Regions from separate parts of the Homo sapiens genome. Here region 2 is linked to region 1. Evidence: chromatin contacts called from ENCODE Hi-C or POLR2A ChIA-PET data. All regions are on one chromosome and are shown on one strand. Each heading gives the region's core, a stretch centred on a gene start or an enhancer-like site at or near the end of the contact. The rest is flanking DNA. Distances are from core to core; before and after follow the strand shown.

What was found. Hi-C counts contacts between places; a loop is a spot of excess contacts on that map. ChIA-PET counts read pairs that join two places held with the same protein, here RNA polymerase II (POLR2A).
Region 2: a map of posterior vena cava shows a loop between it and region 1 (9-fold over the local background). The contact joins two enhancer-like sites. A Hi-C loop is called at or near these places in 1 of 168 maps with a recorded cell type or tissue (posterior vena cava). POLR2A ChIA-PET finds 5 or more read pairs at or near these places in 1 of 52 experiments (common myeloid progenitor, CD34-positive).

Annotation. Positions count from the first base shown.
Region 1 is chr10:93,197,655-93,200,970 of GRCh38, forward strand. No RefSeq gene overlaps it. Among named protein-coding and RNA genes, the nearest start is that of CYP26A1, 130 kb to the left of the region's middle. Within about 2 kb of position 1,562, at least 14 of the 41 ENCODE cell types and tissues checked have a DNase peak (open chromatin) inside an H3K27ac peak, as active enhancers do.
Region 2 is chr10:93,362,229-93,365,544 of GRCh38, forward strand. It overlaps MYOF (myoferlin), which reads right to left. Exons shown (of 54, transcript NM_013451.4): 27 at 1,733-1,847. Among named protein-coding and RNA genes, the nearest start is that of MYOF, 120 kb to the right of the region's middle. Within about 2 kb of position 1,808, at least 6 of the 41 ENCODE cell types and tissues checked have a DNase peak (open chromatin) inside an H3K27ac peak, as active enhancers do.

The DNA of each region.
Region 1 (3,316 bases), core at 312-2,811:
CTGCATTTGCACTTAGAATATACCTGCCATATAATGAGTACTCAGCAAACATTAGGTGTTACCAAGCTTTGCACAATGAGCTACTACTAAGAAATTAGGCAGTACCTAAATCCTCATTCTCCATAGTTGAGAGTTAATAGATAATATGAAAAAATCATGAAAGTACAATAAGCTGTTATTTATAAAAATGGAGTAAAATATAAGAAATAGTTGAAAAGACAGTAAGTAGTTACCTCTGGGAACAAGAATTGGGAGTGGGGAGAGATGGAGTTATTTTAAAAATTATAAACCTAGTAGTATTTGACTTTTAAATCAATTTACTCAGTGTGATCCCAATTTTGTGTTACTAAACACACACACACACCCTTATATGTATTATATGAATGACAATACGTATGATATACATGTATAATATATAACTATTACATTGTATACCTATATCTATGTGCATTAAAAATACAGAAGAAAACATACAGAAGTCAACTATGGCTGTCTCTTGGGAGGGGAAGGTTAGGGTTGTAGGTAAGTTTTAGTTTTATTTGACCTGTTTTCCCTATTTCCCAAACTTACTGTGAAGAAGACACATTGGCTCATCATTGTAAATTTTTTTAAGAGGGCGAGAAAGAGACAGGAAGGAACCAGGAGATATGGGTTCAATCCCAGCTGTGCCACTAATTCAACTAATTCACTGTGATCTTGAGCAAACTGCTACCTCCCTGGGCCCCTGTTGATCCAGCCATAAACACAGGATTGAGCTGAGCTCTAAATAATGACAATGCAAAGAGCTACCATTTATCTAAGACTTACTATGTTGCCAACTCTGTGCTAGACACTTTAGTTACACCAGTGGTTATCAAACGCATTAGAATCACCTGGAGAGCTTTTTCAGCCACAGGTTGCAAAGCCCACCTTTTGAGCTTCTGATTCAGTGGGCCTGGGGTGAGGCCTGATAATTTGCATCTCTAACAAGTTCCCAGGTGATACTGATGCTGCTGACCTGAGGATCACTGACTTAACTCATTTAAGACTTGCAAAAACCCTGTGTTAAATTTTTCATCCTTTGGATGGGGAAACTGAGGCTCAGAGAGGTCACACAGTGTCAGAGCTATGATTTGAATCCGAGACTATTTAAACCAAAGCTCTTGCTGTGATACTGCCTTCCTCTGAGGTTTCCTCTCAGTTTCAACTTCCTATGTTTCTAGTTTACAAACAACAAAACCCACACATCTGAGACCAAATCAAAGCTCTTCAGAAAAATCCCAAGAAAATCCCGACATGTGCAACTTCTGCCTGGAGCGGATGAGTCTGGCGCTGAACACCAAGAGGGAGGGTGATAGACCGCGGAGCCGACTGGCTTGCACGAGGCTAGCAAAGGGATTGCAGCTTCATTAAGGCACCCCTGCAACTGACTTGAACTTTTCTTTCCTTATCCTACAGTTTATTTGGCATTCTCTGGGTCTCTTAATCCACAGTCATTTGGGTAGCAAAAAAAAAGAAAAAAAAAAGTGGAAATGAGTTTTCGTCAATGTTGACTTTTGTGGTGTCCCCAGGAATGGTTATTTTCTTCCCTTTCTCCCTAGTGTGAATTCTCAAGTAAGTAGCAAATGATTTCAAATGCATGCCGATTGCAGTGGCCAGCTGCCAGGAGAGAAGTGAAAATAAACTGGTGACAGGAAGTGTCTCAGTTCACGGAAAGGGCAGCGAGGATATAGTGGAGCAAGCCCATGACACTCCTGGGTCCACATGCTGAAAGACTTACCCGGACGGGCTGTGTAGCCACAAATCTCCTAGTAATTCATTAAGTAAGGGGAAACGCTCCCAGAAGCATTTCTCTCCTCTCCTAACACCCTTTGTCTTTTAATTTCCAAACTCCGGGTTCATTCCTATGTCAAGCGAGCCTGGGTGAGTCTCTCTAAACAACTCCTTCATGCGTGATGGAACACACTGCCACAGACTAATGCTTTGACTCTAAGTGTTTTAACAGGCTGAGGTTTCCAAGCTTTAGGATCACAAGATGGATATATGATCGGTGTGAACTAGAAAACAGCATCAAAAACAGCATGAAGGATGGTGGAAAGAAAAGCGAGTTACATGGAACTTTGCCCAGTGCAGGGCTTACAGGCTGGAAGAAAAGTTTCAAGGATAAAAAAGTATATTCGAAGTGAGTAATAAGATAAAATAAGATGATAGAGCAAGGTCAAACGTATCAATAATATCAATAAATGTAAATAGGCTTAATTTACTTACTAAAAAAGAGACTTCCACATTGGCTAATATAGCAAAATTTAACACTGCTCTACACAAGAGGAACACCTAAAACAAAAGGTCCTGAAAGGTTAAAAAAAAAAGAAAGAAAAAGATATTAAAACAAATGCAAATTAAAACTTAAAAGCAGTTACAATTTTGATATCTGACAAGATGGAATTTAAACCAAAAAGCACTAAAGAAGGCAAGAAGGAGACTTTAAAATACTAAAGGTAACAATTCACATTGAAGATATCTAAGTTATTAACATTGAAGCACCTAACAACTAAAGATGCAGGGGAAATGGAAACCCAAATAATTGGTGATTTTAATCCATGTCTGTCGATCCAAGAGAGATCAAGTGGACAATAAGGATGCAGGAGATACAAACGTAACCAATAAGGTAGATCTTATAGATGTATGTAGAAACCTGGACCCCGATAGTGGCAAAAACACCTTCTCAAATGACTACACTTTGGGCCATAAGGAAAACCTCATTAAATTTCAAAGAACAAAGAGAATACTCTCTGATCACAATACAATAAAATTAATAATTATAAACAAAATTTAAAAACCAAAACTATTAATGCTTAACCAAATACAGGATTAATAATTTCCTCTACAATAGACTAAAACATGTTAACTATGTTCATGTTCATTGAGATTATAATATAGATACCAACTGGTAATAATACAAAAACAAAACAAAACCACAAAAACCAAAGCATAAACAAAATTAGAAAACCAAAGAGACCAAAGGAAAAAAAAAAACTGAAAAGACTACTGTATCTGAAAATTAGGAAAAAGCATGTTACTAAGCAGCTGTTAGAGATAGAAGGACAACTTGAAATTATAGAATTTCTGGAAAAGAATGATAATGGAAACACAAATAATCAAGTCTAGGCTATTCAACTAATGCAATTAATAAAGGAAAAAGTTTAGCATTAAATATCTATATCAGTAAAAATGAAAATAAGTGAACTAAATGCCCCATTCAAAAAGCAAGAAAAGAACCACAGAGTGCGCCAAAATAATCTAGAAGGAAGGAATTAATAAAGATGAAAGCAAAAAT
Region 2 (3,316 bases), core at 558-3,057, 160 kb after region 1:
TGAGCAACCACACCTGGCCTGTTTTTGTTTTTTTTGAGACAGAGTTTTGCTCTGTCGCCCAGGCTGGAGTGCAGTGGTGCAATCTCGAGTCACTGCAACCTCCCCTCCCAGGTTCAAGCGATTCTCCTGCCTCAGCCTCCCAAGTAGCTGGGATTACAGGCACCTGCCACCACACTTGGCTAATTTTTGTATTTTTAGTACAGATGGGGTTTCATCATGTTGGCCAGGCTGATCTCAAACTCCTGACCTTCAGCGATCCACCCACCTCAGCCTCCCGAAGTGCTGGGATTACAGGTGTGACCCACCACACCCGGCAGACACATGTTTTTGAGTATGGGGAAATGCTACTGGAGGTTCATAATGTTAATTATATACAATTAGCAAAATTTATCTAAAATATTGACTTAAGTTTGCATAAAAATGAAGAGAGTTATGAAAAGAAAGTTCCTAAGTAAAGGAAATAAAGGCGGCCCATAAACATGAAAAAATACTCAGCTTTACTTTAAATTAAGAGAGTGAAAATTGAAATAACAGGATACCACTTATTCATGTGGCAAAGATTATAAAGCGGGATGATGAATATTTAGGCAAATGGGCTTCTTGTAATTTTGTTGAAAATATGAATTTATAAAACCTTTTTGAAGGTTATAAAATTTTATCAAAATTTTATATGCATTTAAACCTAGACCAACCAAATGCAAGGATCTTCCCTACAGATAAACGTTCATAAACATACAAAAATGTATGTTTAAGGATGTTCACTGTTACATTGCTTATAAAAACCAACGACTCAAAACCAAAAGCACCTAAATGCCCAGAAAGAGGGGATTAAATGAATTATAGTAGGTACATATAATAAAACATTCTGCAACCATTTTTTAAAAGCTCATAGATCTATATGCATTGACATAAAAAATGTCCAAGATATATTGTTAAGTGAAAAATACAAGCTATGAAACTGTGTGTGCAACACAATTCTATTTAGGCAGGGAAAAAGGAAGTTATATCCTTGTTTATGAACAGAAAACAGACATCAATGGTTATCTTTGGGGAGTGGAATATGGATTGGGGAGAATAATTACTTTTGATTTCCTTTAATGCTGCTTGGATTTTTTAAAGACAGAAACATTTCATTTGTTATACTATTAAAAACTAGGCTGAGCTTGGTGTCTCATGCCTATAATCCCAGCACTTTGGGAAGCTGAGGCTGGAGGATTGCTTGAAGCCAGGAGTTCAAGACCCGCATGGGCAACATAATAAGAACCCATCTCTACAAAAAAATAAAAAATTAGTCCAGCATGGTGGCATGTGCCTGTAGTCCCAGCTACTGGGGAGGCTGAGGCAGGAGGACTGCTTGAGCCCAGGAATTTGAGGTTAGAGTGAGCTATGATCGCACCACTGCGTTCCAGCCTGGGAAACAGAAAGAGCCTATCTCAAAAAACCCTCAAACAACAACAGAACCCTAATTAGATAATAATAAAAATTTACCTAAAAAATTTGCACAATCCAAACTATACCATGTTCCAACATCGAGTTAAATAGGCCTCATTTCTATTCTAAAGAAAATACTTATTGTGGCACTTGTGTGGCTTAAGCTATAAGTGGAAGACTCTTCAGAACATAAGATGGAGCGGAGGAGAGGTTAAAGCCCAAGCCAGGTGGCTGCTGGGTTCCCCGCAGATCACGATCAGAGGTGACAGGTGAGAGTTTCTCTCCGGAGCAGGCCACTCACCGCATCCGTGTAGGTGTCCTCGGCCGGCTTCCAGTCGCCCCCGGGGTAGCGGCTCTCGTTCTGATAGACTTCATCAGTGAACTCCGTGTGACCTGCATCTGCCTCAGTCAGCAAGCTGTGGGGCGGGGAGGGCTCAAGTTACCCAAGGAGACCGGGTAACCGGCAGCCTCGGCGATTGCCAACACTCAGGAAGCATCTACACCCTGGGAGTGGCACCACTTCCCTCCTCGCTTTACCCCTGTTGGTTCTGACTCCAAATTCCTCTTTGTACTAATCGCTTTTGACATTCCTTTGAAGAAAGAGCCTGCTGGAACAATGTGACCTAAATCATAAAGAACTCCTCAAATTAACAAGGTTGCTCCTTCTCAGTAATGAGGATGGGGTCTGGGAAAACAGTATTGTGGGCAGCTTCTTACAGAGACCACAGACAACGCCTTCCATGTTTCTGTTTCAGTTCCGGGCTGCTCAGCTTTATCTCAATGAAACTCTTGGCTAACAGTTCAAAAGAAAAGGGAGCTGTCCCCACTATTTTTTAAAACAGAGTGTAGACGGTCTCATGAAGCCACATGTGGCTTGCTTGGTCTACATAACACAAACTGAAGGGAGGAGTTTAAGTTTTCTGGAGAGTTCCTAGGTAGACAGCCAAACCAGGTCATTTCAGACTCCAAACTCCATTTGGGCATTTGGGAAATCCATACTGACTCTCTGCCATGTTAATTTTCCTCTTGGATTTGGAATTCTTTGGACAACCCGCAGAGGAAAGTTACAGAGGCTCCAACTTTGACTCAAGTCTTCTGCCAGGTACCTACTCAAATGAGGGTTTTTTTTCCCTTTATTGTTTCTGCATCTTTTCTCTGCTGTATTCTCCCCTAGAATCCAGCACAGGAAAGGAATCAAAAAAACAAACAGTCCCAATCACTTATATGAATTGGGCATCACGTCTCTGGGCCTCAAAGAAGGAGAATAAAAGCCCTGGCTGCTGCCTGTAGGATTCCATCCAGCCCTGACATGCTTTGACCTTCTGCTTTTTCTATCACAATTTCCCTACCCTTTCCCTGTCCTCACTAACCTTCCTTCCTTCCAGCCAATTCAAACCCCATTTTCCTTTCCCTCACCAATTTCCCCCAACTCCACCCAGAGCAAGCTGCCTGAATTGAAAGCAATCACATGCAAGCAAGCACGTTTGGGTCTTAAGAGAGCAGTATTTTCTCTTCCCTCCTCCCTCCCTAATGCCTATGCAATTACAGGAAATGAACAACAGAGAGACCAAACTCTAGTTGGAGGCCTTAAAATTCAACTTCACAAGGTTTTTCCCTCCCAACTCAAGGCTGCTGTCATAAGATGGCAAGAAGAGGGAATGCTGGTTCTAATGTTACTGGCAACATTTAGCAAACAGGCTACAGTGTCCCCCAGACTCCAGGGGAACCATCTTTACCACCTTCTACTGTTTATTTTTTTCTTTCTTTTTAATAACAGCTTTTGAGATATAGTTCACATATATGAAATTCATCCACTTACAGTATACCTCCTACCATTTCTTGCAGACATTCTAGCATAATAGTTGAGTACTGGTTTGGGTGCCCA